Regions from separate parts of the Homo sapiens genome. Here region 2 is linked to region 1. Evidence: chromatin contacts called from ENCODE Hi-C or POLR2A ChIA-PET data. All regions are on one chromosome and are shown on one strand. The core of a region is the stretch at or near the end of the contact, and the rest is flanking DNA. Distances in the headings are between cores, read along the strand shown.

Evidence for each region. Hi-C counts contacts between places; a loop is a spot of excess contacts on that map. ChIA-PET counts read pairs that join two places held with the same protein, here RNA polymerase II (POLR2A). Pooled maps may share reads with other maps.
Region 2: a loop to region 1 is called in a map of PC-9, with 6 times the contacts of the local background. The contact joins two enhancer-like sites. A Hi-C loop is called at or near these places in 7 of 168 maps with a recorded cell type or tissue (CD8-positive, alpha-beta T cell, Caco-2, Calu3 and 4 more) and 6 of 50 pooled maps. POLR2A ChIA-PET finds 5 or more read pairs at or near these places in 2 of 52 experiments (A673 and activated CD4-positive, alpha-beta T cell).

Annotation. Positions count from the first base shown.
Region 1 is chr1:197,175,810-197,181,808 of GRCh38, reverse strand. ZBTB41 (zinc finger and BTB domain containing 41) reads left to right here. Exons shown (of 11, transcript NM_194314.3): 6 at 692-821; 7 at 3,297-3,392; 8 at 5,139-5,245. Among named protein-coding and RNA genes, the nearest start is that of ZBTB41, 22 kb to the left of the region's middle. Within about 2 kb of position 2,613, at least 2 of the 41 ENCODE cell types and tissues checked have a DNase peak (open chromatin) inside an H3K27ac peak, as active enhancers do; they include PC-9, where a contact is called at or near this core.
Region 2 is chr1:197,219,481-197,225,479 of GRCh38, reverse strand. It overlaps a transcript of CRB1 not described here and the pseudogene LOC127011. Among named protein-coding and RNA genes, the nearest start is that of ZBTB41, 21 kb to the right of the region's middle. Within about 2 kb of position 3,044, at least 2 of the 41 ENCODE cell types and tissues checked have a DNase peak (open chromatin) inside an H3K27ac peak, as active enhancers do; they include PC-9, where a contact is called at or near this core.

The DNA of each region.
Region 1 (5,999 bases), core at 1,364-3,863:
TACGTTTCTGAATTTCAGCATCTTAATTCTATTTTCTTTCCATTGTGCTATTATGATTAATTCATTAGAATTCTTTCTTCAGTTTGTCCTTCCATATACTGAGACATCTTCTTGCTAATATATAGCTTCTTTGAGCTGTATTTACTAAACTTCTTTTTTACGCATTCTTTGTCTTTCTTATATTTTGTCAGTCAGTAGAACACTGTCTTGTCTCCAGTTTTTTATTTGGTAAAATCATAGTGAAATTCAGTATCCAACTAATGTCAGTGTTACTATGAGAGGCCTGGGCTTAATTTTGTATCACCAAATAGAAATATTTCCAAACTATAAACTCTCTTAAGTCCTCCATTCATTCTTCCAAAGTTTTTTATTACCCGCTTTCCCAAAAACTTTAGTATGCAGCCATTTCTACTTTGTTCCAGTCTGATTTCAAACCAGGAATTGGCCATTTCAATTTGTTAACTCATTAGTTTGTTCAGCATTCATTCTGTTTGTTAGATGCTGAGCCCTATACTTGGTTATAGGGATATGGAAATGTTATTCTAGGAATAAATAACCTAGAAGAGAAATTGCAGTGTATTATGACATATGCACCAATAGGATAGGCATGAACTTACAGCATACCTATTAAATTTAACTTAGTATCTCCTCTTTAAACTTTAAATGCACACTTTTTTTTTTTCCTTTTTAGGTCCTTTTCCATGTGATATATGTGGTCGCCAGTTTAACGACACTGGAAATTTGAAACGTCATATAGAATGTACTCATGGTGGAAAGAGAAAATGGACTTGCTTTATCTGTGGAAAATCAGTACGAGAAAGGTGAAGAATTATCTGCACACCCACAAAAATCCTAGTACTATTATGTAGAAATAATCAATCAATATGATTTATAGGAATTAGGGTAACATAAGACACAAAATGCATGAATTGTGCTTTAGTTTGAAATATAAGGAAAAAAGGAATTACACAAATGTTATGGAAGATGACATGGATTCAAGATTTGCAGGTTTTAGATGGATGATTTAATGTACATATTTTATGTCTTTCTGAAACCCCACTAAAACTAGATTAAGGGTTTTTGTTTGTTTTTTAAAAAGAATAAGCTACAAAGATAGGGAGAACAGAAATGTAACATGAATGACACAGGTTTGGAAGCTATAAAACAGATGGATCAAGGCAAAACAAGAATCCCAAAGATAACCTTTCCATCTTTTACTATAACTATTTAACAGGTAGGGATCTGGGAATATCTTTAGAGATATTTTCCACAAAGCTGGGTGTTATCTACAGACTGTCATATTGGTGGGCCTTGTAGAAGAGCACCATCTACTGGCAAAACTCTACTTTTATTTCAGATTCATCCTTTAAACTTACTAGGTATGGGATTGAAATACAAACCAAGTACAGTCATGCGCCGCTTAATGATAGTGCTATGTTCGGAGAAATGCATTGTTAAGCAGTTTTGTCATCACACAAATATAGAGTGTACTTATGCAAACCTAGATGGTATAGCCTACTACACATGTAGGCTATGTGGTTTAGCCAGCCCATTGCTCCCAGGCTACAAACCTGTATAGCATGTTACTGTAGTGAATACTGTAGATAATTGTAACACAGTGGTAAGTGTTGATATATTTAAACATACTTAAGCATGGAAAAAGAACTGTAAAAATGGTATAAAATATAAAAAAGAATATATGTGTTTGTGTAGGTTACCGATCATGAGTAGAGCTTGCAGGACTAGAAGTTTCTCTAGGGGAGTCAGTGAGTGAGTGGTGAGTGAATGTGAAGGCCGCGGACATTAGTGTACACTAATGTAGACTTTATAAACACTGTACATTTAGGTTTCACTAAATGTATTAAAATTTTTTCCCTCAAATGAACAGCAGCTTACTGTAACATTTTTATTTTATAAACTTTTGATTTTTTCAACCTTCTTACTCATTTAAAGTAACACTTAGCTTAAAACACACATTGTACAGCTGCATAAAGATATTTTATTTTCTATAAGCTTTTTTATATTTTTAAATTTTTTATGTTTTACTTTTTAAACTTTTTTTTGGTTAAAAACAAAAGACACAAACACAAACATTAGCCTAGGCCTACACAGGGTCAGGATCATCAATATCACTGTCTTCCACCTGCACATCTTGTCCCACTGGAAGGTCTTCAGGGACAGTACATGCATAGAGCTGTCATGTCCTATGGTAACCATGCCTTCTTAGAGAATACCTCTAGAAGGACTTGGCTGAGGCTGTTTTACAGTTAGTTTTCTTTTTTTTTTAATAAGTAGAAGAAGTACACTCTAAATCATGATAAAAAGTATAGTAAATACATACCAGTAACATAGTCGCTTATCATTATCAATAATTATGTACTGGACACAATTGTATGTGCTATGCCTATATACAGTTGGCAATGTAGTATGTTTGTCTACAACAGCATCACCACAAACATGTGAGTAATGTATTGTGCTATGATGCCACTAGGTTATAGGAATTGTGTAGCTCCGTTGTAATCTTATGGGACAGCATTGTTTATGTGGTCTGTCATTGATTGAAATGTCATTATGCAGTACATGACTGTAGTAGTGATAGCTAAAAGCCTGCAGAGGTCAGTCATATTTCCCTTTCACTTTATTTCCCCTTAAAATAACTTTGTTCATTATTACTCAGCACTTTAGATATGTGGGGAAGCTCTGAAGGTTAGAACTGTAGGAATTGCTAGTGATGTACTTTGAGGAGTAATGGTTTCATAGTAGCCCATCCAGGGCCAGTGGGGCTGGAAGACTTAGGAATAGCAATAATTACATTCTGTATATAGGTTCCTTTTTCACATCAGCACCTGGAAGTTAGAAATACTACAACATTTTCTTTGCTTTAAAACATTTTTTCAATAAATACTAAGCACATATTTGGAAGAAATAGTACTGATAAACTGGATTACTTAAATATTATTAAACCCTCTCTATCAAAATTCACATCAACTTAATTCAGTGTCATAATGAGCATTTTAAAATTATACTTCTTGAAAGTCTGCTTAAGTTGTGTAATTAAATCTCTGAGCAAACCAATGGCAAATGAGGCCGAAGTATTTTTTGTTTTTAAGGAGAGAGAGCTATAACAAGCATGTTTGTATACTAGTGAGAATAGAAAAGAACAAAATTATTGTAAGAAAGAGGAGAGAATTGCCATAATATCAGTTAGCTTGAATACCTTTCTAGTAAGTTTTCCAGAAATCTATTTACTATATATAGGCATTTAAAAAATCTCGAATCTATATATTTTAATGCAGAACTACTTTGAAAGAACATTTGAGAATCCACAGTGGAGAAAAGCCTCACCTTTGTAGTATTTGTGGGCAAAGTTTTCGTCATGGAAGTTCGTATAGGTAAGTAAAACCATTTTTTCCCTTTATTAAGTAAGATAGAATTATATCTCTATTTTAGTTCTATTTTCTTATTACTTTGTTGAATTGAAACATTTCTTAGTCCTTATGATATGCAAAGTTGTGCAAAAACTTTACTGCATAGATTTTTTTTTTACTAAACATTTTATTATCTTTATTCTGTGGTATAAAATATTATTAAATATTTTCTCACACCAAGTTTGCAGAAGGCTTTACTAAGGCATTATTTAAATATTTATTTCATTACTTTTCTCTGAATGAAAAGTCAGTTAAACTTAGTGTATTTCTCCACTCTTTACTATCAAAGAACATTTTAATATGAAAGTAAGACAAAGTAAAAAACTCCCCATTCTCAATTTTCAAAAGTCTTCTGTGCATTAATAGTGATTATAACTTATTTAGTTATTTCTGTGGTTGAATCCTTGACCATATTTGCAGTTTATGAAAAGTTTTTTTCTAAATAAATAATATGTAACTACTTCTGAAATGTGTGTACAATTTTAATTTTTATTAAAATGTTACAAGGCTTTAATATATACACTTTCATTTATTATTTATCTTGCTTTAAGTTTAAATTGAATACTTCCCCTTTAGAGGTAGTCTAGTCAGTTGGTCTTGGTAAAATCAACACTTATTTTGGCAATTTGCAAGGGAAAGCTATTCCTTTCATTAGAATATATATAGAGAGAGAGGCTCTGGAGATAAAAGTAATTCAAGTTAAATTAATCTTAATAATCTGAGCCTTTTATACTGTCTTTGGGTGACTATAAAATGAGCCCCATTTTGTTCTATTGGTGTGAAGAAAAGCAGTAAGATGTAATTTTCATAAAGTTGAGTTCTTAGAAAAGAAAATTCTTAAATATCAGTTTGTAGTTGATAACAATTATCCAGAATAGGACAGATTCTCCATTATTTGCTCTATTAGTCTGTTTTCACACTGCTATAAAGACATACTTGAGACTGGGTAACTTACAAAGAAAAAGGATTTAATTGACTCACAGTTCCGCATGGCTGGGAAGGCCTCAGGAAACTTAGAATCATGGCGGTATGTGAAGGTGCAAGCAAGGCACGTCTTACCTAGGCGAAGCAGGAGAAAGAGAGAGTAGGGGCAACTGCTGGAACACTTTTAAAGCATCAGATCTTGTGAGAACTCACTGACTGTTACAAGAACAGCATGGGGAAACTGCCCCCATGATCCAGTTACCTGCCACCAGGTCCCTCCTTCAATATGTGGGGATTACAATTTGAGATGAGATTTGGGTGGGAACACAGAGCCAAACCATACCATTTACTGTATCATTTGCTATCATCATGATATGCCTAGTCACTTGTACACTTACTTCATTTGTCTGATTCTAATTCCTTTCTGATTACTCCTACTTTTTATATTTTTGAGTCTTGGCCAGTCAGCTAGATAATAACCTTAGACATTTGATAGATTCAGTGAACTAGATTTAGGATCTAATATGATGGGAAGGAATAATGTTGAGAAGTGGTTTGAGCATATACAAATGTTGAAATGCTTTCTTGAAAGAGATGAGTAGGGACCTGGGGTCAGGTGGTAAAAGACTGAAAAGGACTCTGAAAGTCATAGAAATAAAGCCAATAATGTATGAGTGGTTGAGTAGACAGCCCAGTTTTCATTGTTTATTCATCATTTATTCATTATTGAGCTTTTTCCTTCTATGTCACCAGTTTTAATGGTGTTCAATTCTTTTTTCTTTATAGACTTCACTTACGAGTACATCATGATGATAAAAGATATGAGTGCGATGAATGTGGAAAAACATTTATCCGTCATGATCACCTTACAAAGCACAAAAAAATACATTCAGGTATACCATATTTTGTAATGCTAGTTCGAAAATCCTTTTTAAATACCTGAAAGGAACATAATATGATGTTATGTTTATGTTGGCTATAAGTTTAATAATTTGGTTTATGCTCATCACTTCTTTGTAATTCTGGTTCTGAAAACATTTTTTAAAAAGCATCCAAAAGGGACATAAGTTTATGACATATTCACTGTAATTTTAATTATTTGGTAACCCTTTGTGACTATAAAGTGTAAAGTTTAATTTTAAATAAATTCTCAAAATTTGCATTTTGCATATTACATGGATATATCTAATAATTGCTATTGACAGTTCCTTAAAGGGAGAAGCCATGATAATTTTTCTCATTTTGATTGGATTTGAGAAGAAGTTGGTGAAACTTACATATTAAAAGGGAAATGATTAAAATTAGGTGCTAAAAGTGTATATTATAGTGAATTTTGAAACCCTGTCTTTGGAGAAGAGTACCTTAATAATCCTGACCAATTTCAGATCTTTATACTGTATAATTTTTATATTCTGGGGATTTCTTTCATATTTTCCTCTCAGATTGATGTTCAGGAAGTGCTAAGAGAGCCAACTCTGTGAGCACAATAATGGGAAAGAGCCATCTCTATGAGCACGGTAGAACAGGTGATTATTATTATTATTTTAAACATAATTTTTGAATATAAAGTATGCAACAGATAGTAATTTTCTGAGATGATCTCAATGAGATAGGTTGCAGTTGTTTTCACCACTTCTAACAGATACT
Region 2 (5,999 bases), core at 1,795-4,294, 43 kb before region 1:
TATTGGTGTTCTGTTACTGAGAGGGATGGAAAGAGCTGCTGGGGTAGGCAATTAAGATGCTCTGCCACAAGTTCATTTATCTAAGTCATAATTAAAGAAGTTCTATTAATTTAGGCAGAATAGAAAACACAAATACATATTTGATGGATATCTTTGAAACATTAATTCATAATGGAAAGTGCCTGTCTTCAAGTGTCTAAAATAAAAATCAACACGTTGGTATTTGAGTAGCAGTGGATGGCATCAACAAGGTTAACATAGCTGTAGAATAGTGATTAAATCTGGGCCCTGGAGCCAGGCCATCTCGGTGGAGTTCTGGTATTAATTGTATGGACTTGGACAAGAAATCTTGGCACATTCAATTCATCTGTGAAATGGAGAAAATGATACCTATTTGTTGAGGTTGTTGTGATAAGGAAGTAAATTACAAATGCAAAGTTAATAAATATAGAACTGTGCCTAACACCTAGCCAGTGCTTAATAAATACTAGCTTTTATTATAATTTGTTTCATTAGTATTATATCTCAAGCACATATTATCTAATAGCCTTCATACTATATGATATATATAATAAAAGAAAGTTTGTTAAATGTATGTTAGTTTTATGCTTATTTAATTTACATTTCATCTTAGACTACTCATTATTACTGAGTATAAAGTCTAATAAAATAAATCCATATTTCATAAAGAATTGTAAATAAATGCATAGACTGCTAAAGAAAACAACTATAAAACTTAATAATATTATAAGTAGGACTGTATCTTCAGCATGAATTATTAGTATATATTTTTGCAGTATTAATAGCCAAGAAAGTCATATATGGTATCCAAAAAAGGTAACAGAAGAATAAAATTATGTTCAGCTTACTTGATCCTAATTGTAAGTATATTCCACATAAGGATATTGTGGAATAAAGCCCATATTCCTATTGGTGAAATTTCATTTATTTAAAGTTTCATGAAATCTGCTCAGCATTCTATGTTAGTGTCTTGGAAATAATCAGCTCTCTGATATTATTTATAAAGTATACTCATTAAAGGAACTGTGACTATTTTGATATACTGACAAATTGCACCCTCCAGTGGAAAAAATGTTTATCCATAAAACTTTAATGTGTTTCTGCATTGCAGCTGTAATATATTCAAAGTCGCTTCTGTCTAAAATTCTTTTAAATGTAATTGTGTTTTATGACCTGAATATACAGAATGAATATATATCTCACTCTATTTGATATACATTATACTTTTTGGGTCCCCAGGAAGTTCCTCTGAGTTTCAGACTCCATTATGTAAACAGGACATTAAATATTGGCTAAGTACAAGAGCTTTAAAGAAAAATTTTTTCGGTACAAGAGCTTTAAAGAAAAATTTTTTCGGAATTATTATTAACGTGTCAGTCTTTATAGACATGAGTCCATTCCAAAAAGTAGAACTCATCCACTTCCACTTAATATTCTACAGGATGAAGTTGGACCACAAACCATAGTACCTTACACAGGGGGAGAAGTTACTGAACTAAAAATATTTTATGTTCATGCCTCAATGATTTTTGTGTGTATAATTAAAAGCATCTATACTCCACAAGGCTAGTTTCTTCTTACATAAATGTAATATTTTTAGTATCCATACTAGAGTATGGGTCACCAAACTTGAAGAAGGTTAAAAAACAGCCATCCTCTGTCAATCAGAAAGAGTTCCAAAACTAAGTGACTGTATAAGCACATCCATATTTTAGGGCTATTCGAAGTTAAAAACCTTTCCTCTTGTTTCAGAGATACTTATATCAAATGAAGACATTTACAAATTGTTCATAGTATACAACAGTCCAAATATGATTTTCACCTATGCTGTGTAAAGAAGTTAAACATTCATAAGTTTCTCTAATAAATTCAGTGCATTTTTCCATAATAAATAACACAAGCTATTCTAAATGTTTTAATTTCTTTCAGTGCATATTTCCAAACTCATTAAAGGGAATGAAATCGTGTTATTAAATGGCTATGATATATTTCAGTATATTATGGAATCTACACTGTACAGTTTGATTCACATCAATACTGTAATTCACTCTAAAAAAAACCATAGGCACACACAAAATAGAGAAGAAATGTGAGGTTTTAATAAATTTAAAGTATGCTATCTACTTTAAACCACAATGTATGATATATTTTAACAAAACAGCCAATTTCCAAACCCCTTTTCTAATTCTGGCACAAGGAATATTCAATCTATTCGAATCTTCTGGTTTGTAATCCTATAAATGATGCTATCATATCCAGGATCCATGTTCCAAATATTGTAAGAAGTGATAATCACAGCCAGGGCCAAGGCAATCATTATCCAAAGTATCATGTTGAAAATCACTGAATATTCAAAATTATACGCAAGGTTATAGGGACTTGCTGGGTTCTTCACTTATTTTGCCTCAAAGATAGTCCTTGTCTTCCTCATAAGGGAGGTGTCAAATGACTTAATAGTGACTAACTCTACCACTGCATTCCCACTGTAAAGATTGTACATGTTATCTGCAAACTCTTGCAGAGCGTCAACAGGATTTTAGAAGCAACTATGAATTGTTCAGAGTCTTCCCTGTAATGCTTCCCAATTTCATCCAAACCTGCCAGCTCCAGTGAATATAAATCAGGAGAATGATCCTTGGCTAGATGCTTATGACAAGACACCAAGCTTGAAATATCATGTAGCACTTGGAGTTCAGAAAGAAAGAGCAAGTCAACTCCATTGTTCCTACTCAGAGAATTCAGGGGAAATGAACTGAGAATGGAGTTTTCCTGAAACAAGTAATTATGGAGCTGTCCTAAGGTGACTGAAAGGTCTTCAAACACTGAGTTTGCCTTCCCTACCAAATACACTCTTTCCTCACTAGGAGCCAACTGCAAAACAACAGGAGTTTCGTCAGAAAATAAAGAGCGAATGGAATTTGCAACACTGCCAAGACCAAACGGAACTGCATTCTCCAAAGGGTATGAAATGACACTGCCTGGTGGTAGAGCCAGTTTGTCCACTCCCTTCACCATCACCATGACGGTAGCCCGAGGACGATGAAATAGGTCACCTACTGCAAGTCCTGGCCAAGAAAGGTTTTCCTTCACAGAGAAGGCCATGGACAATGCAGCCACGTCTGGGATTCACTCTCCCGGTATAGGCCAATTTCCATTTCTGAAAATAACAGACCAAGAACTAAACTCGTTCCCTCAAACACCCGCCACCAACGACAGGAGCACGGCAAACACAATCATGGTGCCGCTGCGGCCGCGCAGTGCAGGGCAACAAGGAGCGGGCCGGCAGGACACAGGCAAGCACTGCGGTGTGACTGGGTGACGGCATTAGGACTCATCCTGACTCCTGGGGCTTGTCCTTTCATCGCCTAAAGGAATATATTTTTTAAAAAAAGTAAAAAATAAAATTATACCTGTATATATTGAATATTTTCTAAAAGAATATCCTCCACTATATATTTGATATAGAAATATTTTATAGATATTCCTGTGAGCAAAGATTTTGGTTGGAAAGATCTGTAGTTGCCCAATATTGGAAGAGGAATTTAAAAAAATGGTTAAATAAAAATTGAAGCATCACCTATTCTTGTCATAAATGGAAGAGAGGAGGAGCAGGGCAAGGAAAATAGTACTTTCAGTCACTGAGCATATGTCAGGATCAGGGCTAGGTGGTTAGATATACAAAGTCATTCCACCACCACCCAACCCCAATTTTATAGTGATTCAAAACAGGTTCATACAGCCTCTTTATTATTTTTTTTTAACTAAAGTCCTCTTAATGACAAAGGAAATTGAATATGGGCTGCAAGAAATATGAAGGCATATCCCACAGCTACTACTAATCAGTGAGAAATGTCTTTATTTTTTAAATTCGTCAGGCAAATGTTTCATCCTACTTCAAAATATATGTGCTTTTTGTCAGTGTAAAAAATGTTTATGACTGCTAGTAAAATTATTTTTCAGAAAGAACTGAAACACTGAGCACATCTCTCCATTTTTCACTCCAGTCTGAGGAGCATAAAAGCTAATACTAACAGAATGTGATGAGGTATGGTTTGAACACAGAGGGTCTTGACTCTAAAACTGAACTCATCCTACAATATTCTACACTAATTCTATAGTTATCAAATCTTTCCCACCAAAATCTTTGCTCACCCCTTGTTTTATCTTCCCGTTTCTTATGAATCAGTGGCATACTATCAGGCAGTTATCACCTAAAACTGAGGCCCTTTTCTTAACTGTCATTTCTGCTAGAAGTTGGCTTTATTCCTCATTGGCTTTCTTCTCTCTACCCAACATGGCCTCTAAAAATCTCTTCTATTTTCCTAATTATACTCTATCCTTCACTTTACACACCTTATGCACCCCAGGCAAAACACAAGTATCGTAGTCTGTGACTACCTTTTTATGTTTAGCCTGCCCGTTAGAAGACATGTAGATCTCTTCCTTATAGAGAATTGTATTAGTCTGTTCTCACACTGCTATACAGAACTACCTGAGACTGGGTAATTTATGAAGAAAAGAGGTTTAATTGACTCACAGTTCCACAGGCTGTACAGGAAGCATGAGTGGGAAGCCTCAGGAAACTTACAATCACATTGTAAGGCAAAGGTGAAGCAAGCACGTCTTACATGGCAGAGCAGGAAAAGAGGTGGGGGAAGGTGCCAAACACTTTTAAATGATCAGCTCACTATCACCAGAACAGCAAGGGGGAAATTCACCCCCATGATCTAATCACCTCTCACCAGGCCCCTCCTCCAATTCGACATGAGATTTGGGCAAGAACACAAATCCAAACCATATCAATAATTATGCTAAGAAATACATTTTTCTTCCTGTGTTACCACTTTGCCAAACATTAGCTGTCATTGACAAAACAACCTAAAACTTCTCAAAAGAAAGCAAACGCAATAGTTACCTTTGCTCCCTAAAGCTCTTGTAGCCCATGGTCTGACACCCTCCCTGCTCCCATCTCCTTGGATCTTGTCTCATCTCAGAAGTCCCTGTCTGAAACCAGGGCCTAGGTATTCAGCTGTCAGGGACGGTTTGTTCTCACCTGTCTTGAATGCCTAATCCAATGTTTTTATGTTGCTGGTCCACATTTTATTTTACTTCTTCTAAGTTCATTATTTACTTGTTTATACATCTTTTTACATTATTTTACTTAGTTCTTACTTTTTATTCATCTCTTTTAAAAATACTTCATTTCCTAAACTCTTTATCCAATTTGTTTTATTATTTAACACTTTACTGTGTTCCTTTTATTCCTTTTCTTTTTTGCAATCAATTTTAGTTAATTTTTTTTCTTTCAGCCTCTCCATGTTAAATAGTAGGTCAGACCCACAAAGGAGAATAAAGAAAGAGGATGACTTGTGTCTACTGGAGGAAATGTACTAATCAGAAAAACACACAAAAAAAATTATAGCTATGTTAAGTGTTACCAAGAAGAGGTATGCAGTTTCAGGAAAACATGTGACTGGGTCATTATCCTAGTCAGAGAAGTTAGCAAAAGCTTCCCTAAAGAAAAGATGAACTCTTCTCATGGAAGGATGAAAATATGTAAGACAGTGAGTGCCACTGACACAGAGATAGTACTACACAACCGTTTATGAGGAGAGAACAAGCAACCTGACTTACAGGAAGTAAAAGAAGATCATTGTGGCTGGAGCACAGAGAGAGGGAAACATAGTATAAAACTTAGAGGTAAGTGCAGTTTAGATCATACAAGTTTTGTTGAGAATTTTGGTGTGTATCTTAAAACCAAATGGAAGCCATTCAAATGCTTCAGCAAAGCTAAGAGGAGTAATGTGAGGATATTTGCATTTGAAATCTTACTCCTCTGCGTATTCGCTGTGCGACATGACTTTGGACAAGTTTCTCAATCTCTCTTAGCCTCATCTGTGAAATGGCAAGAACAATAGTCATTATATTAGCAGTCGTATAAGAAGTAGTAATGGTAATAATAGGTAAGCTTTATGGAC